Regions from separate parts of the Homo sapiens genome. Here all the other regions are linked to region 1. A link is a contact called in ENCODE Hi-C or POLR2A ChIA-PET data. All regions are on one chromosome and are shown on one strand. Each heading gives the region's core, a stretch centred on a gene start or an enhancer-like site at or near the end of the contact. The rest is flanking DNA. Distances are from core to core; before and after follow the strand shown. Region 1 has its middle 12 kb from the start of WNT7A. Region 2 has its middle 72 kb from the start of LSM3. Region 3 has its middle 86 kb from the start of LINC01267. Region 4 has its middle 47 kb from the start of LINC01267.

Region 1 (5,683 bases), core at 2,376-4,875:
CCTCCGCATGACTTCAATTCATTCCACAAACTTCTGAGGGCCTGGAACTCAATGTTGGGGAGACAGGGCAACAGTTGGGTACTTAACTTGCAAGCTGCAGAAACTGACTTAGCCACTTTAAATAAAAACAATTTGTTGGAAGGATACCGGGAAGGTGGTGGAATACAGGAAGCCTGAAGACAAGGTTCAATAAAGCAAGAGTTGGGCTGTGCCAGGTAGTCTTGGTGCCAAAGACCTCTAAACAGTTACCCTTGGACACTGCTGCTATGTGAATGCACGCTAACCCTTTCTGCTGTCCCCGTTAAGTCTCCAGAGAGAGGGTCTGATTGGCTGGGTGTAGGTGTCAGGAACTTCTTCACGTTGAACTAGGTCCTGAAGGATGAGTAGAAATTTGCTAAAGGGAGAAGGAAAGAACATTCCAGGTAGAAGGACCAGCATGTACAGGGCATGTACATCACTGGAAAGAAATCTCGGGGCCATCTTGGACTTGTGCTTGCCACAGTGTGCCAGGTGCTTTCCTGGTCATGTCATTCAGTGCTCAAGAGAACCCCATAAAATTGATACGAATAATTTTTTGGAAAAAAGTATTATATTGTCTTTATTAAAATGATAAGTGCTTTTATAAACCATTCAAGCTATATAGCAAAATGTTGCCAAAATGGAGAGAGGAGGGCAATCATTACAAACCCTAGTTCCCCAAACCTAGAATTAATATTAGGCAACATCATTCCAGATGTTTGTCTAGGTATATATTTGGAAGGTGGAGTGGGAGTGGAAGAAAGGATGGGAGACGTAAGAGAGGGAGGATGGGTAACAGGAAGGAAAGAAGAGAGGCAGTGTGCAAGGAAGGAAGGAAAGGAATTTTATTAAAATGAGATTATACTGTATATGTCAATTTAAACAATAAAATACATGAAGCATATTTCCATATGAATTTAACCAAAGGAAAGGAAATTTGAGTGAAATAAAAGCAGTTGTTAACTTTACATATTCGATTTGTTAGCAAAATGAGTATTTTTTACAAGATCACTCCAGGTTTGTGGAGAACATTAAGAGATTAGGGGCCATCTCCCCGCTAAATTACATGTTTAAATCCTAGCATTTATTTTTCCCTGTTATGAAGAATGAGAAAATTAAGTCCTTCACACTTTCTATCATGCTCACACCTAACATACTGCCGTTGGGCTATTGATTCTATTTATTTATTTATTTATTTATTTATTATTTTTTGGAGACAGAGTCTTGCTGTCTCCCAGGCTGGAGTGCAGTGGCACAATCTCGACTCACTGCAACCTCCGCCTCCCAGGTTCAAGCGATTCTTCTGCCTTAGCCTCCCGAGTAGCTGGGATTATAGGAGCCCACCACAATGCCCAGCTAATTTTTGTATGTGTTTTCAGTAGAGATAGGGTTTCACCATGTTGGTCAGGCTGGTATTGAACTCGTGACCTCAAGTGATCCGCCTGCCTCACCCTTCCAAAGTGCTGGGATTACAGGCATAAGCCACTGCCGCACCCAGCAGTGCTATTGATTTTATAATGCCAAGGTCTGTAATATTCACAGACCTTGTAATATTCTGCCACCTCCCTTCCCTTGAATATTTAATCGTAGTTCTGGGTTGGTTTGTTAGCATTGCTCACCTCTAGTCATACATTGACTTTTCCCTTTCCTAGTTTCTTTTTTTTTTTTTTTTTTTTGAGACAGAGTCTGGGTCTGTCACCCAGGCCAGAGTGCCAGTGGCATGATCTCAGCTCACTGCAACCTCTGCCTCCTGGGTTCAAGCGATTCTCATGCCACAGCCTCTTGAGTAACTGGGATTACAGGCATGCACCACCACACCCGGTTAATTTTTTTTTTTTTGTAGAGATGGGGTTTCACCATGTTGGCCAGGCTGGTCTTGAACTCCTGGCCTCAAGTGATCTGCCCTCCTCGGCCTTCCAAAGTGTTGGGATTACAGGCAAGAGCCACTGTGTCCCTTTCTGAATTTCTTATTTAGATTTATCTCTTGATTGCCATAGACCCACCTTATGGATAGGAACATTAAGGCTTGTTCAAAGTCACATTGCCCATGGCAAATCAGTGCAGAGCCAAGATTCTGACAAATATTTGCCTCTCCAGAGGGAGAGCTCAGGAGACCCATGGCAGCTGTGAGATTTTGGACTTGGGTATTGGCATCTAGGGAAGGAGGGAGTCACTCTCTCTTCTTGAACTTTCTGGGGCTGCCAGAGGAGCCTGGACAGGACTCGGGGCTAACTCTGCCTCAAGGGGTCAGATTAAGGGTTGGACAGGTTTCCTGTAGTGCCTCTAACCCAGCCCTAGAGATCTAAAGAAGGAATTAGTGATTCAGGTGACTGGTTCTAGATTTTTTTGGACACGGAGGACTAAGAACAGAAAGTAGGACAATGAGGAGGCCCAATGCATCTGTTTTTCTTCCACTAGAAACAAAAATCCCCCAACCCAGAGGCCTAAACAATAATAGATTTTTCTGTCACTTAAAAAAAAAAAGCCCAGAGGCAGGCTGCGGGGCTGCTATGGCAGCTCAACCATGCCATCGTGTCCCTTCTTGTTTTCCATTTGGCCGTCCTTCTCAAGATGGCTGCCAGAGGAAGGGGAAACTCAAGGAACTGAAAGCCCAGGGGCTTCCACCTACATCTCTTTCAACAGAACAAAGTCATGGCTGCCCCTAGCTGCAAAGGATGCTGGGAGATGTAGTTTCTAAAGTCAGTCACAAGACAGAAAAAGTTTATCTTCAGGATAATTGAGATTTTTCACTACTTTTTAGTCTACAATAATGAAAACAGCTACACTTAGTCATTTACAGATATTCATTTGAAGTACCATCGAGGGACCAGGCACAGAGCCAGCTGCCTTGTGTAAACTGGTGAACGAAGGGCTTGTCCTCTCCTCACCTGACTTACTTAGGGAATAGTCACTGTGTGCAAAGTACCTAGTATCTATTACTTCATTTAATGTTCATAACAGTACTAGGAAGTAATTACTATTATCCCCATCCTACACACAAGTAAACAGAAGCTCTGAGAGGCTAATAATCTATCAAGGCTCCATAATTATGTAACAGATCCAGAATTCAAATCCATGTTGGTCTAGTCCAGAGCTTCAGCCATTAACTATTCCATACTAGTGGGTTCCATCCATGGCTGTGTCTTAGAACCTCCCTGAAAGCTTTTTATATGCTCCACAGAGATTCTGATTTAAGTGGTTGGAGGTAGGGTTCAAGCATCAGTCTGTTTGTAATTATCTTATTTAATCCACACAACAACTGGAGATGAAGGTATTTATCTTTCTATTTAAAAATCAGAGAAACTAAGACCCAGAGATGCAGACTCACTTGCCTAAAGTCACACAGTAATTCCACAGTGAAACTGGGATATATGATCAGATCTGTCTTCTCCAAAAAGCCATCCTTAGCTCCAGAGAAAGGCAGCCTCCCTAAAGCTGGGGGATATACTGGCCAACCACTCTGCTCCAGCCCCAGAAGCCTCCCAGGGAATGTGTGTGCATGAGGGGCAGAGCGCCAGGTGGCAACTAAGTGATAAACAGGCCAGGACATGCCAGGATGTGTGCCGGAAGCCCAGCCCACTAAAGGCAGAGGTGTGGCTGGGCCAGGGTGGGGGCCGGACGTGGGGATGCACTTTTTCCCCAGCACAACAAGCTGTGGGCTTCCTCCCTCCCAGCTGAGCCCTGCCTGATATGGCAGGCCCAGAATGGGTCGCTAGCTAGAGAGTGGAGGGGTGGCAGGAGGGCAGGGGCCCAGGGCCAGTCCCCAGAGGAAGTCACATGGCTGGGGGCACAGGCATGACCCAGGAATGGTGAGGGGAGGGAGATATTTCAGGCCCGAGAGGAAGGGCCCAGCCCATGAGATGAATCACCCGGGCCGGAGATTATCCTGAGGAAGACCTTGGGGGTGGAATGGTGATAAGTGCTCTCCTCCCGAGGTGACCAGGAGCCCACGGGCAGATGGCCAGCGGCCGGTGAGGCAAAGTGTGGCTGGGAGCGCACAGATGAGTCTGAGAGGGCCCACCAGATCCAGGTGCTTTCCAGAAGGGACTTCTCAGTGACCCTACAACATGAGGGGAAGCCCTGGAGACCAGTCACTTGCACAAGGTCACAGGGCCAGAGATGGGATTTGGAGTGGGAGTGTGCCTTTCTGTTTCCGCAGCTTGTCTCCCCAAAGCAGGGAGCTAAGACTGCCACTGCCCTCCTGCTCCAGGGGCTTCCTGGGTGGACATGAAACTTCACTGATAAGACACCAGGCTTTAGACTCCGAATGGCAAACCAGGTGTCAGAGCTTATGCTTGCTCCTGGATGAGGCACTAGACTTGTCCCAGCTTCTTATTGCAGGAATGGGAAGTAGGGAGTCCAGAGGCTCACCCAGAACAAGGGGCTTACCCAGGATTCCAGAGCAGGCTGGACAGAGGCCAGTGGACCTGAGTCCTGCCTCCCAGCCCACAGATGATGATCTTCTGGATCTCTAAGGGTGGCCATCAGCATCACCTGGGAACTTGTTAGAAATGCACATTTTGGGGTGCATTTCATTCAGTCCCAGATGGACTGAATGTGAACCTGGGCAGTGGGCATCCCTCTGAGCATTAACAAGCCCTCCTGCAGGGGATTCTGGTGCCAGCAGAACATAAAGTACACACACACACACACACACACACACACACACACACACACACACACACACACATATTCACCGGGTGGTATTTGGTATAAAATGGCCTCACAATGGTCTTTACCTCAAATTCAATTAAAACAATCCCATCCACCTGATGATCCATCCATGGGCTCACAAACCATGAGAATGCAGAGGTCCTTCAAAATCAACAGGGATTTGTTTCTCAAGCTGGAGGGATATGTGGGCTCCTTGAAAGGGGAAACTTGTACACTACTCCCCCTGGCCAATAAACACACTCAATGGTGGTTTAACTAATTTTTAGTACACCATTGCTTAGATATGTACTATCATAAAACTAAGCGTAGGCTCTTATGCTATTAAAATCTGCAAGTTCCAGATGAAATATAAACTAACATAAACACCAGAAAATCTAACTTTTAAATGAATGATAATTGACATATGCCAGAGAATGTTACTTTGCTGAAGCCAAGTGGCAGCTTGTAGCCTGATCATGGTGTCAATTGTCACCATGTAGGGCCCATTAAATTTGGCACCATCTATCACCCTCTGTCATGAGATGAATCAAACCTCCCAACCCCTTTCCTCTAGCCCACCTCCTCCTAACCCTTTCTTCACACAGGGCAGGGGCTTCAGTGAATTACTGCTTTCTTCTCCTGGGCTCCAAATCACAAAAGTGGTTTTCCTGGGAACCTTATGACCATAAGCAAAAATGCAAACTCAAACAGCAAAGTTAATTAGAGGACAGTTATCAGTTATAATGAGGTCATCCTAATAGTTTGAAATATGAGGATGTTAGATTCATGTTAAAATGAAAAAAAAAAAAAGACCATTTGAAATTCTCATTCTTGGAGCCCTGAGCATTCCTCTCTGGAAACCTGGGAGTCCATAGATCCCTTTTGAAGAGACAGAGACTTAGAGCTGGCATGCCTTACTCCATTTCTGAGCTGGAGAAATCAAGGGCCACAGAACAGTGGGGACCCACTGTTCCCTTCTCTGATCCCTCTAACCTCTATCAGCTGATTTCTC
Region 2 (5,340 bases), core at 2,521-5,020, 360 kb before region 1:
GGACATCTTGCTCCCACCCTACCCCCTCTGTTGCCCCCACCAGTTTCTCCCCAGTCCCACAACCAGGACCTAGCAGGGAGGCCCAGGGGCTGGGGCCATTGTCCCAAGCACATCTGAAGGGTATGAGCACCTTGTAACGCCCTTGAATGCTTCCTGGTAGAGATGATGAAGTAACTGCTCAACTCAGCTATCTGACCTTCACCCACTGGGGTCAGCTGTGGAAGATTAGAGGATGCAAGTGGGTGGCAGCGTCTTCCTACCCTCCAGACACTCCTAGTTCTTGAGGTGAGGCTGACACACAAGAAAGGAATGACCACCCAGCACCGGGGACACATTTCAGGCTGCACGAGAAAGAGGGCCTCCCTCAAGTCCGCACAAGGTAATCGGGTCTTCATTGGAAGCAAGTACAGCTCAGGGTCGTGGAGATTCAGGGACAGGCTTGGAACCCAGGTGGCCTTATAGGATATGGAAGTCAGGGCTGAAAACAAACTGAGTAAAATGCAAAACAGCTGCCTCGCTGGGGCCACACATGGCAATCGGCCTCTCTCTGTCTCTTTCCCTAGCTCTCTCTGTGTCTACCTCTCTCAGTCTCTTCCTTCGTCTGTCACTCTTGGGCTCTCTGCCCTCCTCTTCGTCTCTCTCTTAGCCTTCCTTTATCTCTCTCTTTCCCCTTTTCCTCCTCTCTTCTTTCTTCTCTCTTTCTGCTTCACCTTCTTGCCACCGACTGGCTTCCTCTGCTTTCATTCTGCTTCTGCTCCCCATGACTGTACCTGGCCAGTGTCCAGTGCCCAGGTCTGTGAATTCCTGTCCTGGCCCCTCTGGCCACAGCACACTGCCCCCAAAGGAGCCCACAGAAGTGAGGCTGCAGAGTAGCTGCACTCTACCCCAGAACCCTAAAGGCAAGAGAATTAGAAGAAGCTCAGAGAGGATCTAGTCCAGCTAAAAAACAATTAAGATGTAATTTATATACAGTAAACTGCATACATCTTAAATGTGCAGGTTGATGGCTTCTACATGTCTACATGCACATAATGCCACTCACATCAAGACCTGCCACATCTCCAGCTCCTCTGAAAGTTCTTCTCCCTATCCAGTCAATTCCTACCTTCCCAGAGGCAGCAACTGGTCTGAATCTTTTCACCATGTTTTTTTTTTTGTTTTGTTTTGTTTTTTGAGATGGAGTCTCGCTCTGTTGCCCAGGCTGGAGTGGAGTGGCCCAATCTCGGCTCACTGCAAGCTCCGCCTCCCGGGTTCACGCCATTCTCCTGCCTCAGCCTCCCGAGTAGCTGGGACTACAGGCACCCGCCACCATACCTGGCTCATTTTTTGTATTTTTAGTAGAGATGGGGTTTCACCATGTTAGCCAGGATGGTCTCGATCTCCTGACCTCGTGATCCGCCCACCTCGGCCTCCCAAAGTACTGGGATTACAGGCGTGAGCCACTGCGCCCGGCCTGTTTTCACCATGTTCTAAAACTCCTTTTGCAACATTCTGACAGTAAGAGAAATCTGACATAATTGACTCCATCTTGCTTCTAACCTCCAAGCTGTCCTTGGTCAATTATGGTGTGGACCAAGCTAACCTTGGGAGGAATTTATAGTTTGACCTATAGCAAGGATGATGATAACCTATCCCAAAATTAAATTGCCTTTGTAAAACTAATGAAAGACCACAAGGTTAGGGCTGTGAGGGGGGCCTGAATTCTGCTAAGATGTATGTGTAGTTAAATGTAACCAGCCATTGTCCCAGAGGTCACAAGATTTGGAACGTCCCCTCTTACTCCTGTAGATAACATCACTATTGCAGAGCCTAAGATTGACCTTTTGGGATGTCTTTTCAGACTCTTGCATTTCTCATAACTGGCTGACTCCACCCAGACCTGTGATTCATCCAGTTCTGTGGCCCCCACCCAGAGGCAGACTCAGCACCTGAAGACCGTCTTCCATACTCTTGTGATTTCATCCCCAACCAATCAACATTCCCCATTCCTTAGACCCCTCCACACCAAACTATCCTTGAAAAACCCTAACCTCTGAGCCTTTGGGGAGACTGATTTGAGTAATAACTCTGTCTCCCGCATGACTGATCTCCTGTCAATGAAATGTCTTTACTGCAATACCATTATCTCAGTAAATGGATTTTGTCTGTGCAGTGGGCAAGAAGAACCTGTTGGGTGATTACAGATTTGTCCAGTGCTGTCCAAGGGAGAGAATATAGTCATGGGTTCTTAGTTTCTCTTTCTGGTTGGGCCAGTAAATCCCCTTCCTCATCCCTCTTTTCCGCTTATCACTAGAGACAGAGGTGAAAATCCATGGCTTCAGACTGCTAAAAGCCTAAAACAAAACAAAACAAAACAAAACAGAGCAGCAACAACAGCAAAAACAACAACAAAATAAGGTGGACTGGACCAGCTTAAGCTCATAGACCTTATTTAAGTGGACTCACACTGGATGCAGGCCTCTGACTCGGGCGCATTATGCTCAGCGTGGTGTATTGTTGTGTGTATCTGCAGTGTCTTAGTCTGCTTGGGCTGTCATAACAAACACCACTGGCTGGGGGGCTTAGATGACAGAAATTCATTTTCTCACAGCTCCAGAGGCTGAAGTCCATGATCAAGGTGCCAGCCAATTTGGTTTGATGAGGGCTCTTTTCTTGACTTGCAGACAGCCACCTTTCTTGCTATGTCTTCATGCAGCCTCCTCTCAGTGTGTACATGGAGTGAGGGAGAGGGGGTGAGGAGAGGGAGGGGGAGGAGAGAGGAGGAGGAGGGTGCTTTCTGGTGTTTCCTCCATAAGGACACCAATCCTACTGAATTAAAGCTTCACTTAACCTTAATTATGACCTCAGTTAACCTTAATTACTTCCTTAGAGGCCTCATCTCCAAATATAGACATACTGGGGTTAGGGCTTCAGCATACACATTCTGGAGGGTCAGAAACATTCTGTCCATAACAAGCAATTTGTTCCCTTCATGGTTGAGTTGCAGAGTAGTATTCCATTACATGGATTTGTTGTATGAATATATCTCAACTGGTTTGTTCACCACCTGTTGAAGGACATGAAGTTTGTTTCCAGTTTGGGGCTATTTATTATGAATGAGGAGAACATTTGTATAACAGTCTTTGTGTGGATCTGGATTAACCAACAAAGGGAATAACCTGGAGCACACGAATGAAAACTCCACTGGTGGTGAAGTCTTCAGGAATGGCTCCATCCAGAGGCTCCAGACCGCACTCCATTTCTCTACTATGCTTTCAGCTATATCTTTGTGTATGCGTGAGGCTGACCTTTCCATCCCTTCTTACAGCTCAGTGTTTCTCTTTTGCTTACTCAATCAGCAAACATTTATGGAGCCAGCTCCATGCCAAGCACTGCACTATGAGTGGGAAACAATGGGTGAGTAAGCTCTGTCCTTGCCCTCTTGGAGCATATGGTCTAGTGAGAGACACGGACAGATGGACACATAAGCCCACAAGTGCTATATACAAGCCCACACCTCCAAGTGAGAAGAAGGATTCTGTAAGATGAAAGTCCAGCTACTCGGGAGGCTGAGGCAGGAGAATGGTGTGAACCCGGGAAGGGGAGCTTGCAGTGGGCCGAGAACACGCCACTGCACTCCAGCCTGGGCAACAGAATAAGACTCCATCTCAAAAAAAAAAAAAAAAAAAGATGAAAGGGAGAGATGTCAGTGACTCTCCTCTCTGGGGACAATGGGGTCAGGCCACAGAGTCTTTTGTTGCTTTCAGCTCTGTGTTTTTCTCTGTTGCATCCGTCTTCCTGTAGCGGCCCCAATGAAGTCTCCTAGATGTCAGATGTCCACACAGAGCCTATTTGTTTGCTTCTGATCACAGACTTGTTTGCAAAGCAAGGCTTGTGAAAGCATTTCCAGTCCAACTAGATGATTAAAACCCTGCAGGAGAATTTCATGTCCTTGGGGCTGGGGAACTCAATGTTCCACATTGGTGTTTCTCTCTCCTTAAGGACCTTCCATGCAGCTGCTGGGGCTGGTGGGATGGATTATTTATTGGCCTGATTAAATGTGTCCTTAAGCTATAAAACTGGTGCCAGAGTCTTGGGCCACACTTCCAGCACGAGACTGATTTGTCTCCTGAGGGAAGAGCTCTAAGAATTGTGGCCTGTCTCTCCTCCCACATGATTTCAGGACTGGGAGATTCTGGATAAGCACGAGTGTTCTGCCCCAAAGGGTTTTTACTCAAGGGAGTCTTCATTTTACAACTATTCCATTTATGCCTGATGCACACCAGGCATTGGGCCAGACTCTGGGCACAGCAACAAGCAGGACAGACTCGGTCTCTCCCCAGAGGAGCTCAGAGCCTGGCGGGGGCAGATACCCATGAAACCATCACTCATGTATTACATACGTAAGTATAAACCATGGTGACTGCCACAAAAGAGGGACACAGGGTTTTTAAGTGACCATATCAGGGGGACTAGACTTAGATGAAGTGTCCAGTGACATCTCAACTATGGAGATCTGAAGGATGAGCACAGGAAGGGAGGGGAGGCAATGGAACAGCACATGCAAAGGCACCAAGGGAAGAGGAATCAGGGCACAGTGAGGAGGTGTGAGGAGGTAAGAGGAACAGCATGGGCTGAGCAGAATGAGAACGGGGAAGAGTGGTTCAAAAGGGTAGAGGGCCAGTCACACCAGGCCCTGTGGAGTCTAGAGTTTATTCTTAGAGCCCTGGGGAGCCATGCAGGTGTGAGCAGAAGGTTGGTGTCCCTGCTCTCCTTGACCACCGCATGAGACCTCCCACAGGCAGGCTCTTCCTCTGACCCTTCCTGCTGCAGGGTCTTTCTAAAGCATCTCTTATCCCACCATTCCCAGCCTTAGAACCTTCCAATAACTCTTTACTGTGGATGCAACGTCAAATCTCCTTAGCGAGGGCTTGAGGTCAGAATAGTTGGTCAAGACTTTGAAGAACAAGCAAGTGACTGGGAGTTTGTTGGAAGTCATTGTTTGCTGTCTTTCTTTTCCTTTGAATAATGTAGTGCTATGCACTCCTTTTGGGCAGAAGTCATGATACAACCTTTTCTTATATTCCCAACAGAGGCCAAAACATGGGCAATATTGTCATCCTCATCATCATTATCATCTTCATCATGGGCTCCATTAATTAGGCCAAGCATTTTATACGCTGTATTGGTTAGCTGTTGCTGTGGAACTTAACAGCCTAAAATAGTGATTTATTATCACAACCATTTATTTTGGTCACAATTCTGTGGGTTGGCAGTACAAGTTGGGTTTGGTGGGGTAGTTCTTCTGGTGTTGACTGGCCTCTCTAACATGTCTGTGGTTAACTGTGGGCCAGCAGGCTG
Region 3 (6,147 bases), core at 1,990-4,489, 380 kb before region 1:
AATTATGCACCAGAAAACAAAAACAAACAAAACAATTATTACATGTAAAAACTGGTAACATCCAAATAAGGTCTGACTTAGTAATACTGTACCCATGTCAATTTCCCGGTTTGACAATGTAGCATGATTATGTAAGATGTTAGCACTAGGGGAGCTGGGAGAAGCTGGGTGAAAGGTGCATGGGAACTCTGTACTATTTTTGCAACTTCATGTGGGTCTTAAACTGTTGCAAACTAAAAATTTTTAAAGTAGAAATGGTTTGGGACTGTTTCGCTCAATTTGATTTTTTTTTCTTGCTGTAAAAAATAATAGCAAGGTGAAGAAGGTATGTAGAGAATACCATTTGTGTGAAAGATAAATGCAGGAGTCATCCTGTGTATGATAGAATATCTCTGGAAAGATACAGAAGGAACTGGGAATACTGGAGCCACATGAGATGCAACCGAAAATGCACAAGGATGAGAAAGAAAGCCTGATTTTCCAGTTTTCCTCTGAGAATTTTGACTTTTTTACTGCAGGTGTCTACCACTGTCTTAGTTTGTTCTTGCTGCTATAACAAAATGCCATAGATTGGGTGGTTTTATAAACAAAGAAATTTATTTCTCACAGTTCTGGGGCTGGAAAGTTCAAGGCCAAGGTGCCAGCAGACTTGGTGCCTAGGGAGAGCCTGCTGTCTTATTCATAGATGGTGCCTTCTTGCTGTGTCCTCACATGGTGGGAAGGGCAAGGGAGCTCTCTGGGGCCTCTTGTATAAGGGCACTAATCCCATTCATGAGGGTCCCACCCTCATGACCTCCTCACCTCCCAAAGTTTCCACCTCCCAACACCATCACCTTGGGGATGAGGGTTGCAACACATGGATTTGGCATTCAGACCATAGCAATCTCCATGTAAATTTTTAAATTTAATTGTCTTAAAAACTAAGAGTAGGACCCAAGGCAGTGGGGGAACTGTGGAGCCATCAGTTTGGCTCTGAGATCCTTGAAGGGTCAGCTCAGTAAGGAGAGGGAAAGTAGCCTAGGGACAAGGATTTTATCAGGAAGTCAATATTTTGTTAAGCTCAAGGGAGGCTCTACACACACACACACACACACACACACACACACACACAATTAATGGGGCAGGGAGGGCACTGGGCTGAGGTTGGCCAGGCCTGGGAATTGACGTCTTCTTCACCTGTGTTATAACAACAGCAACAAGGGGTAGGCATCACAGCCTCCACAACCGTGGACACTCACCGCAGGCCAGGCACTCAGCCAAGCACCTCTCAGGGGTTAACTCACGTTATCCTCTCAACAATGTCACTGTACAGAGGAGGAAGCTGAGGCACAGAGAGGCAAAGAGACTTGCCCAAGGCCCTACCTGACTTTGTAGCCCTCTAACACCTCAGGCCTCCTGACCAGCCCCAGGCCCTGGACGCTGAGGTGACAGGACACAGGGGTGGAGCAGCAGGATGGGCGGATGACAAATGTCTTGAGCACTTGCTTGGCCTCGGGCACAGACTCACTCATGGATCCTGCTGGGGAAGGGCAGGCAGACAGCACACAGGGCCACCCAATGGCAAAGATGACTGTCAAAGAGGCAGATGTGAGCAGCCCTGGGCTGGGGCAGGGGAGGCGGGAGTGATCTAGTGAGCTGGGAAAGGCTGGGGCTTAGAGGCAGGTATTCCCGGGTAGACCCCAGCTCCCACCTTGGCAGATGGCTCCTGTCTCTACTTGCCTTCTGATTCCTTCTTTAAAATGAGGAGCATTGCAACACCTGCTCCCGACCCAGGCTGCTGCCAGGCTCCAGGGCTCAGGCAGGGGACAGCAGGAGCTGCAGAAAGCCAGCTGGCTTCAAAACCTGAGAACGGCCCAGACCCCTGTCAGCAGGTGTCAGGGGAACTTGTGACACACCCATGCACGGAATATCATGTAGCTAGGAACAAGAGCAATTACAGTCACACGCAGCGTGGGATCTCCAAGAGTGATGAGCAAAAGAAACCAGGGAAGGAAAAGTACAGACTGGACCACCTCATTTACATGGAGTTTCAACTAGGCAAAACTCACCTATGGTGTTAAAAATCAGGATCGCGGGGACCTCTGGGGAAGAGGCAGAGAGGCTTTGGGGGACGGTGGGCACAGATGTGCTCACTTTCGACAACTCTTCAAGGGGCTGGGAAGTGGTGACCCGAGACAGGGCCTCACTGACCCCCAGTTTCCTCCTCTGGGAAGAAGATTTCACAAATGGCCCTGCCTGTTGAGGGTGTCGCGAGGGTCAGATGATGGCAGGTGACTTGTGGGTGTGGAGATGCCCCATGAGAGGCCACCATGGAAATGGTGGGTCACGAATTTTTGAAGCAGAGGCCTCTGGTGGGAAGAGCTCCCAAGAGAGAGCCCCGTGTCCTCTTCTATCCACTGCCCCTGCCTCCACGGCTGGAGGCCCTGGGCAGCCCTGGTGTGCGTGGGACCTAGGGGCCTCTGCCAGCTGCCCCAGCTTCCCTGGGCCCGGCTCCCAGAACTCTCAACCAGCAAAGCCCATCCAGCCTGAGCTAGGGAAGGATTCAGGGTGGAAATCCAGAGCCGGGGGCTGAGAGGGAGGCATCTCGGGCAGGGTGGCCAAAGGCTGGGGTGGGCAGAAGCCAGTGCAACGGTAGCCTTCCTCCCTCCACTCCTCAAAGCCCCAGCAACACTGCATCTCCACTGTGTTTCCTGGGACAAGCCACGGGGCCTCGCTGATCCTCAGCCTTCTCATCCATCAGGGGTCTGTTGTGGGGGTTAAATGAGATAATCAACTATTGGTGCTGAGTAAACAGCAGCTGCAATTGTCATTTTTACTGCTATCTCATTGTGGGGAAGGCTGTCTAGGGCATAGAGATGGAGAGGCTGTGAGGGTCCAGAAGAAAGCTTAGATTCATACACTACCCTTGTATACACTTTGCAAGTGAGGAATGCAAAACCCAAGGTCAGAGGCAATTAGGCCAGGGAGCCAGGGGGGCCCCCCAAGGCCCAGCCTCCTCAGTCCCTGTACTGACATTCTCACGTGGACTGCTTCCCACATGGCCACTCTGGAAGATGTACAGAAGGCAGAGAGGCTGCGGGCCAGCCTGGAGGCGGGTGGGAGATTCCCTGGGAGAGTGCATGCGCACACACACATGCACACACACTCGCCACGGTGGGAATCCCACGTTAGTCATTCTGTTTTAGGACTGGGAGCGTAATATGGAGCCGGCTTGCGCTGGAAGAGTGGGAGACGCAGATGCACCCTCTAGAACTGCCAGAGGCTTCTGCATGACTCAGAAAACTGGAAGAGGCCCCGCTCACCACTGACTTCAACTCTTCATTTGGAAAATCTGTTCTTTTTACTTATGAAATATTTCAGACATATAGAAAAGTACAGAAAGTAATGTAACAAACACCTGTGGATTTCTCACTTGGCTCCAGTTCTTTATTTTAATTAATTCATTTTATTATTTTTTTTTAGAGACAGGGTCTCGCTCTGTTGCCCAGGATGGAGTGCAGTGGTGTAATTACAATTTGCTCCAGGTTCAAGCTCCTGGGCTCAAGCGATCCTTCTGCCTCAGTCTCTCAAGTAGCTGGGATGTCAAGTGCATGCCATCATACCTGGCTAGTTTATTTTTAATTTTTAGACGCAGGGTCTCATTATGTTGCCCAGGCTAGTCTCCAACTGGCCTCAAGCAATCCTCCTGCCTTGGCCTCCTGAGTCCCTGGGATTACAGATGTCTGCTACCACAACTAGCTCCAGCTCCAGTTCTAACAGGTTGCTGGTCCTGCTCCTCCTCCTTCACTGATCATTTTCGGGATATAGTCAGAGCCCTCAGGCAGCCCTCTCTGATTGCATTTCTGTCTTTGTCTCCCTCCCGAGGGAATTAACTCCTTGCATCTGGAGTTTACCTTCCCATATTTGTTTTCACACATACATCTGTATCTATAAACATTGGTTTTGTTTGCTCTCAAACTTAATGGGACTATGCTGGATGAGTCACCCTTCAGCTTATCGTTTTGACTCAACATCACGTTATGGAGGCTCCTGCACACGGCTGCACAGAGCGTGAATCCATTCATCTGCAGTCTGTACATAAGCCACGATGCATGAAGCCCTTCTCCCGAGGATGGACTCCTAGGCCGTCTCCAGTTGTTTGCCCTCAAGTCAGCTGAACTTGTCTTCCAGAGCACTTGTGCAGAGTTAACCTCAGAGTGCAATGGCTGGGTCACAGGGTCAGGGCGTCTTGCGCTTCCCTTGATGATGCCCAACTGCTTTCCAAGGTGGGGATGCCACTTCACACCCCCACAGCTGCATAGACATCACAGCATTCCACACTGTGAGCAGACCAAACCCTCCCTTCTTAAGTGTGTAGGCTGAGATTGTGGGGAGGCAAGGGGTCCAAGATACCAGAGTCAGGGGCAAAAGGAGCCAGTACTGGAGCCCAGGTCTACGGATGTTGCAGTTATCTATTGCTGTGTGACAAACAACCCCCATGCTTAGTAGTTTGATTTTGCTCATGAATCCACAGTTCAGGCAGGGCTTAGAGGGGAAGGCTCATCTCTGCTCTGTGTGGTGTCAGCTGTGACAGGTTGGCGGGGGGGACCATTTCCAAGATGGTGCACTCATGGCGAGTTGGGGCTGGCTATGAGGGGGAGCTCAGGGGAGGATAAGGGTGGGATGAGGGTCTTGGTTTCATTCCACTCAGCCTCCTTACGGGCTGCTTGGGCTTCCTCAGGGCCTGTCTGGGTTCTGAGAACCAGTATCCCAAAGCTGTCATAGTGGCTCTTCTGCCATACTCCATTGGTCAAGCAGCCACAGGCTGCAGATTCCAGGGGAAGGAGGGGCTAGGTTGCACCCTGCCTCCTGATGGAAGGAACATCAAAGAATTTGGGGGTCATGTGTGAAAACTGACGCACCTGACTTCTGCAACATGCCTTCAATAATGTAAGGTTCCAGATGCTCCGACAGGCAGAAGGTGAATGAGTAGCAGTGTCCGCTAAGGACCACCCTTGTCATGCATGACTCCAAGCACCCAGAAGCATGCAGACCAACAAGGACCTAAAGCAGAGCCTCCCAGAGTCCTGGGCTCCAGTGATAAATCTGTTGATATGCTTTATTTGCCTGGAAGGAGAGGTTTTTATGTAAAAATAACTATCGGCTGTATCAGTCTATTCTTGAATTGCTATAAAGAAATACTTGAGACTGGGTAATTATAAAGAAAATGGGTTTATTTGGCTCATGGTTCCACAGGCTGTACAGGAAGCACAGCAGCATCTGCTTCTTGGGGGGCCTCAGGAAGCTTCCAATCATGGCGGAAGGCGAAGGGGGAACAAGGCACTTCACATGGCCAGAGTGCGAGGAAGAGAGAGGGGAGGTGCCACACACTTTTAAACAATCAGATCTCGTGAGAACTCTATCACAAAAACAGCACCAAATGGGGAAGTCCGCCCCATGATCCAATCACCTCCCACCAGGCATCACCTCCAACACTGGGGATTATAATTCAACATGAGATTTGGATGGGGACACAGAGCCAAACCATATCGTCAGTGTTTCAAAACTGGTAGAAGATTTGGCAACACTGAACTGTCATTTCCAGACGGCCCTGCTGGCCAAAATAAGGAGCGACCACCGGATAAATCCTCTGGTTTACTGCAGTCCCCGACATCCTGAACTGGCCGCTATGGGCCCTCAGGTTGGCAAACCCTAGGTCACGAATTCTAAGACATTAGAAAGACATTGGGGAATAATCATTCCCCAGTGGTTATTAGTGAACACAGTTCAGCGAGTACAGCTGGCAGACAAATGCATGGTGCTGATACGAAGTCCTCAGAAGATGTTCAGCTCTCTAGGAAGAACAATCCCAGAAGGCTTTCCAGAGGAGGTGACATCTCAGTAGTCTTGAAAAATGAGAAGGATTTGGGAGGCCAAGGCAGGAGGATCACTTGAGCTGAGGAGTTTGAGACCAGCCTGTGCAACATTGAGACAGCATCTATACAAAAAAATTCAAAAATTTGCTGGATGTGGTGGTGTGTTCCTATAGTCTCAGCTCTTGGGGGAGGGGACTGAGGTAGTGTTACAGTAGGTAGCTAGTCAGACATGAGCAGGGCAGGAGAGGGCCCTGCCTCCGGATCAGGAATGTGAGGTGACCATCAGGTGACG
Region 4 (6,138 bases), core at 3,391-5,890, 410 kb before region 1:
AGTGGCAGCCCTTTTCCTCTGTCATTTATTGGTCTCATGGACTCCTAATGGTCTCTTTGGAAGGGTGCCTTTCTTGCTAGACCAGGAGTTCCTTGAGGGCAGGGCGTAACTGGGGCTTCTCTGTGCCATCTCTCTACCTCCAAGATGTTTGAATTAAAGAGAACTGGGCTTGAGGGTGATTCCAACTCACTGGCTGGTTCCCAGAGATGGCAAACTCCAGAGGGGAAGTGACCCTAGGGAGATGGTGAATGTAGCCTTGGATGTTGTCTCCTCTGATCCCTTTGTCCTCCCCACCCCCTGCTTACATGTGTCCTTCAGCTGCTCCAGGGGCTCCTGGGCAGGCTGCCTTCCAGATGCTGCTGGGCCCCCAGTCCCAGCCTGGAGCAAAAATGTGAAAGCACAGCTCCCTTGCCTGCCATCTGGAAGGCTTGCTGTAGGATGTGATTCCTGTTGCAGAGCTCCCTGGGTCAGGTGGGCTGCCTCCTGCAGCCCTGCTTGGTTGGCTTCCTCCCCTCCATGACCCTGCTTCTCTGACGTCTTTGCCTCTTCCATCCCTTGCACATGAAGATGTGATGCAGGGAACCCAAGTTGGGATGGGTGTTTGGAGTTCTGGGGGCCCAGGTGGAAACATCTGGCAGGTGGCAGGATGCACAGGTCTGGAAATTGGGAGAGAGGGTGGGGCCAGAGATGAAGAGATCTGGGGGTCGATGAGGTGGTAGAAATCAGCCGAGGGGGTGAGATCACCCAAGGAGAACCTAAGGCCTGAGAAGAGGCTGAGAAATACCTCAAGCCCCGGCACTCGAGGCTCACCAGCCGGGGGAGGAGGAGCCAGCCAAGGAACTTGAGGAGGAGCCCTGAGATGTCCAGGAGGAACTGGCCAGGGTGGCCGGAGGCCAAGGGAGGAGCACGCCTCTGGGCATCGGGAGTCAGATGGGACCTAGAAAGGGCCCTGGACTGGCCAGGCCTTAGACAGGAGAGGTCCCAAGGAGGGATGGAGACCAGGCCAGCACGGGGAAGAGGGAAGAGCCGGGGTGGGCGACTCCTTCGAAAGAGGTGACAGAAAAACAGAGGCAGAGGCCAGAAGGGCCTGAAGTCCAGGGCGGCTTTTGTTGTTTGTTATTTGGGATGGGTGCACATGGGACATGTTTAAATTCTGGTGGGAAGCCAGTATGTGCTGGAGGAGGAGGGGCTGGAGCAGATGCTGGAGAAGGAGGAGAGAGGGGCCAGAGGCTGAGAAGCCCTGAGGAGCTTAGGCGCTGGCCTCGAGGAGGAGGGGCCCACAGCCACATTCCCAGTGGCAAACAAGCAGAAAAGAGAAATGTCCCAGTGGGAGAGGCGCGGCGGGGCTGGCGATTGGGGGAGAGAGACTGATAGCACCCCTGCCTGTGGATTCCATGCCCCGTGTCCTGCTGCAGGTGGGAGGCCTGGGTGCCAGGCTGGAAGTGGTCACTGCCACGTGAGGGAGACAGAGCTGCCCTATGGACAGGGCTGGTGACAGCCCTGCCAACGCTGATCCTGACCAGAAGCCAGGGTGGCCACCAGCAGCTCAGGGCCAGGTCTTGAATTAGAGACAGTTACAGAAGCTCTGCTGTGGCCCCTCCCCAGGACCAGGGAGAGAGGGAAGAAAGGAGGCACCACTGAAGGAGGCACTCACTAGTTTCAGTCCGGCCTCACCGATTTCACCCTGGCCCTGCCCTGCTCCCACTGAGGTCTCAGAGCTGTGGTTTGGCATTCGAGGTCATGCCACTCTGGCTCCAACCCACCTCCCCTGCATCCCCACCCCAGCCCTGCACAGAGGCAGCACGTTTTTCCCTCTTCCGTCAGCACCACCTGCCCCTCAGTGTCTGCTTTTGCTCAGAGCATCCTTCCCTCCGAATTTGAGGACGGCAGCCTTATAGATACAGATTCAAGTTGCCCTGAATATGTGTTCCGAGTAGCAGCAGTTGTTCCTGGGTTTTAGAGGAAAAAAGAAGGCACAGTTTCTAAGTTGAACATAGGCAATTGATTGACTACTGTTCTTGTATCACCAGTTCCAGGAACATGAAGATAATAGGTGAGGGTTGCACTGTGCAACTTGTGATGGCATTTTAGGTAACTTAATCAGCTAGTCTTGAAATTATGAGGAAAGAAAGGACAAAAACACCTCCATGGGCCTGATATATTTTGCATGCGTCACATTCTTCAGACTGCTCTGAGGGACTTTTTGTTTTCATCTGATCATCCTGCAAGATTTCAGGGCCCTCCAGCCAGAGAGGGAGAATGCACCCCCATGGGGAAGGGTGGGTGTCTCAGTAGGAGGGTGTTAGAAAGAACCTATTATAGGATTGGGGCTTTGGGTGGGTGATTTGGGGAGAATCTGAGGAAGTGAGGGTTCGTTAGATTGGCTGCTGTCAGAAAGTGGGGGCAATCCTATGATTGTGGATCTCAATAATGCTAACCTGCAGGGAGGGAGAGTAGAAGGAGGATGAGCTAGAATTGGTGGAGGCCTAGCAGTCACCCATTTAAGCCAAGGGAAGGAGTCAAGAGGGGGTGTTTCGTATTCCGTGGGTGATACAGGGACCGTGCTTCTGTCCAGTGACCTCACTCTGTCTCCCTTTATCTTGGTCTCAGAGCGCCCTTGGCAGAGGTTGGTTTCGTTAGATTGTTTATGTCCCACAGAAGGACGGCGTGGCCCAGCTGTGAGCACTGAGCCAGCTTCCAGATGGCAGGAGCTGCCCCTTTTTTTTCTCTCTCAGTCGTCACCTTTCAGAAGCCTCTTCAAAGCTTCCACAGCAAACACCTCTGTTTGAGGGTTTCATCTTTTCCTCCTCTGCACTTTAGAAACACTCTTTTAAATTTGTGTACAGCATACGGACCCTTCAGCGTGCTCATCTTCACAGCACGGCTCCTCCACGTTTTTTTTCGTCTGCACGCACCCGTGGAGCCACCACCCGGATCAAGATCATTTCCACACCCAAGAAGGCACACCACACCCACCCAAGGTGACCAAGCCTGGCCTGTGTCAGCGTGGCCTCCCTGGAATGTCACATAAATGGAATCCCCAGGCATGTACTCCTTCTGTTTACCATCTCGTCGGCCGGCTTCACCCATGCTGTTGCACGAGGCAGTGACTTCTCATTTTTATGGCTGTGTGGTACGCCATAACCAAAGGCCACCGCTGCAGTTCACTGGGAACAGAAACGGTTTTCAATGCATCGTGCCGGGACTACCGGACGGCTGCTTGGAGAGCCGCGAACCTCGGCCCTCAATTCATCTGTATATAAAAATGACTCGAAAGGGATGCCAGGCTTGGGCATGGAGCATGGTGACAGTCTGCATGGCCCTGTGACACAAGCGTTTCTTCAACAGGACACAAGGATCCCTAACTGGGAAAGAAGAAATTGATATGTTGGACTTCATTAAAATTAACAACTTCTCTCCATCAAAAGACACCCTTCAGAAAGTGAAAGGGCAAGCCTCAGGCTGGAAGGAAATACTTGCGAAAGATTTCCCCCGTGCCTCCCATCTTGGCTTATCTCTCTCGGATGATTTACTAAGTACTTCAGCATGCACTCTTCTCCCTCTTCTCTTTCTCCTGAGATTCGGAAGACTCAAATGATTTAACTATAGGGTCTCAGGCTGGGCACAGTGGCTCACGCCTATAATCCCAAACACTTAGGAAGGCCGAGGCGGGAGGATTGCTTGAGTCCAGGAGTTCAAGACCAGCCTAGGCAACATGGCAAAACTCTGTCTCTACCAAAAAATGACACAAAAATTAGCCAGATGTGGTGGCGCGCCTGTAGTCCCAGTTATTCCAGAGGCTGAGCTGGAAGGATCACCTGAGACCAGGAGGTTGAGGCTGCAGTGAGCTATTATTGCACTACTGCATCCAGCCTGGGCAATGGAGTGAGACCTTGTCTCAAAAAAAAAACAACAAAAAAAAAACCCTGTAGGGTCTTAGTTGCTGACCAGGGCTTTTGCAGTTGTAATGGTCCCACTTGAGACTTCCACAGTCATGTTAATTCTGCCCACTGGATTGCGAGGCAGGTGAGGTCATTATTTCCACCTTCCAGCTAAGGCAGCTGAGACTCAAGGAGGTGAAGGCGCTTGCCAAGCTCACACAGCAACATCCCCAGCTGACGTTTTGGCTGGGCATGCCTGGTACAGAGTAGGTGCTGAATATGTGCTTGGAAGTGGATTTCTCAGCCCCAGGGCTCCCCAAGCCTGTGCATGTGTGTTGCAGGCAGGGAGACTGAGTATTCAGGAGCGTTCCTAGCAGAAGACAATTTCCTTACTGGTTGTGAGTGCCAGACAAACACTGCAGGACACCCATAGGCTCCCTCCTAGTGCCAAGAAGCAACCAAGCCCCAAGACCACATCTCTGCCCTCAGCCTTAACCTTCTGTCATGGCCCAGGGACACCAAAGAGGGATGGCAGGACACCAACACAGTGCTTATTTTCCCTCCTGGGACTCTGGCCACTTTCCATCTGTAAGCAGTGCCCAGAGCCACATCCAGCTCCAAGGTGAACACATGGCCACTGCAGAGGGGAGCTGGCTCCTGCCTCACCAGGTCTCTAAGCAACTCCACCCTTCAGGGGTGCATTGTGGCACAGAGGTGCCAACTGCTCCTCAGCCCCCACCTTCCATTCAGTGCCTGGCATTTCCTGCTGGGCACCCTGTGTCCTGTTCTTCCCATCACGGCTGCAGTTCCAGGATCTGTAGCCCTCAGAAATAACAAAAGGCCAAAGGAAAGAGCGAGAGGGCCCACCTTGCAGAGTCACAGGGAGGACGGAGGTGATGTGCACAGGACCTGGATTCTGCAGAGCGCGGGGTCCAGGGCTGGCTCTGTGATTTGTTGACTGTGTGGCCTTGGGTGGGTTCCACAACCTCCCTGAATGTCTGGTAGGGCTCTTTCTGAAGCTCATGACCAATCCCCTGCCCACTCAGTCCAGCAACCTGGGCTTGCAGGCCTGTAATGGAGGGATGCCAGCAAGGACAGAGCACAATAACGTGTGTGCCAATGTAAACGATAAAGTATGGTGTCCTCATACATTTCATAAATATTTGCTGAGAAGCTTCTAAGTTCTGGGCACTGGGAGGGATCCAGAGATGACTACAGCATCTCAGGGAGCCCAAAGCCAAGGGGAGGAGCCAGGACAGGGTCTTGCCATCTGCCGCTCACCCCCACCCTGTGCTCTGGGGACCGCTGCATCCTCAGGCTGTGGACTAGGAAGCTGAGGGTCACCCAGACAAGAGGAGGTGCTGGAGGTCACACAGTGAATATGCCTCGCTGGCCTTCCTGTCTGGCGTGTCTTCCTCTGCCCCCATCCAGGTAGGCTGGAGTTGGGTTTTGATGGAGGAGATTTTGGTTAGGAAGATGAGAGTGGTGGTAGCAGTTCAGGGCCAGGGGGAGGGACAGGAAGCACCAGATCAGTTTTGTGGGCAGCAAGTAGGTCAATGTGGTTAAGACACAATTGTCCCTGGGGTAGCAGGACAAGCAAGGGGATGAGCAGGGAGACAGGGTGCCAAAAGGCTCTGGGGAGCCTGAGGCCTCAGCCTGAAGCCACAGGAGTGTCGCCTGCACATCTGGCCAAACCCTAAGCTCTGAGCTGGGGACACACAGGGGAATTGAGCACTTCTCTGACCCCAGGAGCTCATTGCCTTGTCAAACAGTCAGAAGTGGAAAAGGGAAAGTGCAGGTGGTTGAGGAGCCAGGGAGCCGCTGGCCCAGCCTGGGCAGCAGGGAGGGCTTTTGTGGGGATGCAGGTCCTAGCCTGGATCTGAAAAGCTGAACAGGAGCCAGGTAGGTGGAAAGGGGTGTGGAGGACCCAGAAGGAGCGGCGACAGCAGAGGCCAAGGCTCTGCAGCTGGAGCCAGCGTCTGCATCTGCGGTGGCAGGAAAGATGAGAAGGGACTCAGCCCAGAGGAGAGAGGGAACCCGCCCTGAGCAAGAGGAGAGATGCCTTTTCCTCAGGGTGGGCAGAAGGAAGGAGAAGGCAGAGGGTGGTTTTGTGGATGCTGGGAGTGGGGTGCTGAGGACTGGATAGGGGATTAGGGTGACAGGTGGTACCTCTGTTCTCATTCCCACCATTCCCCGCCACCCCTCTACCCCACTGCTCCAGCCATGTGGGTCCCCTGGCTGCCCCTCCAGCATAGCT

The links. Hi-C counts contacts between places; a loop is a spot of excess contacts on that map. ChIA-PET counts read pairs that join two places held with the same protein, here RNA polymerase II (POLR2A). Pooled maps may share reads with other maps.
Region 2: a loop to region 1 is called in a map of colonic mucosa, with 4 times the contacts of the local background. The contact joins two enhancer-like sites. A Hi-C loop is called at or near these places in 8 of 168 maps with a recorded cell type or tissue (A673, B cell, CD8-positive, alpha-beta T cell and 5 more), 8 of 37 single-sample maps with no recorded cell type and 13 of 50 pooled maps.
Region 3: a loop to region 1 is called in a map of K562, with 4 times the contacts of the local background. The contact joins two enhancer-like sites. A Hi-C loop is called at or near these places in 26 of 168 maps with a recorded cell type or tissue (A673, B cell, CD4-positive, alpha-beta T cell and 20 more), 25 of 37 single-sample maps with no recorded cell type and 34 of 50 pooled maps.
Region 4: a map of K562 shows a loop between it and region 1 (4-fold over the local background). The contact joins two enhancer-like sites. A Hi-C loop is called at or near these places in 1 of 168 maps with a recorded cell type or tissue (K562) and 4 of 50 pooled maps. POLR2A ChIA-PET finds 5 or more read pairs at or near these places in 1 of 52 experiments (activated CD4-positive, alpha-beta T cell).

Annotation. Positions count from the first base shown.
Region 1 is chr3:13,888,858-13,894,540 of GRCh38, reverse strand. No RefSeq gene overlaps it. Among named protein-coding and RNA genes, the nearest start is that of WNT7A, 12 kb to the right of the region's middle. Within about 2 kb of position 3,625, at least 7 of the 41 ENCODE cell types and tissues checked have a DNase peak (open chromatin) inside an H3K27ac peak, as active enhancers do.
Region 2 is chr3:14,247,832-14,253,171 of GRCh38, reverse strand. No RefSeq gene overlaps it. Among named protein-coding and RNA genes, the nearest start is that of LSM3, 72 kb to the right of the region's middle. RefSeq lists an enhancer at 1-903. Within about 2 kb of position 3,770, at least 6 of the 41 ENCODE cell types and tissues checked have a DNase peak (open chromatin) inside an H3K27ac peak, as active enhancers do.
Region 3 is chr3:14,263,528-14,269,674 of GRCh38, reverse strand. No RefSeq gene overlaps it. Among named protein-coding and RNA genes, the nearest start is that of LINC01267, 86 kb to the left of the region's middle. RefSeq lists an enhancer at 2,340-2,979. Within about 2 kb of position 3,239, at least 3 of the 41 ENCODE cell types and tissues checked have a DNase peak (open chromatin) inside an H3K27ac peak, as active enhancers do.
Region 4 is chr3:14,302,878-14,309,015 of GRCh38, reverse strand. No RefSeq gene overlaps it. Among named protein-coding and RNA genes, the nearest start is that of LINC01267, 47 kb to the left of the region's middle. RefSeq lists an enhancer at 1,022-1,756. Within about 2 kb of position 4,640, at least 6 of the 41 ENCODE cell types and tissues checked have a DNase peak (open chromatin) inside an H3K27ac peak, as active enhancers do.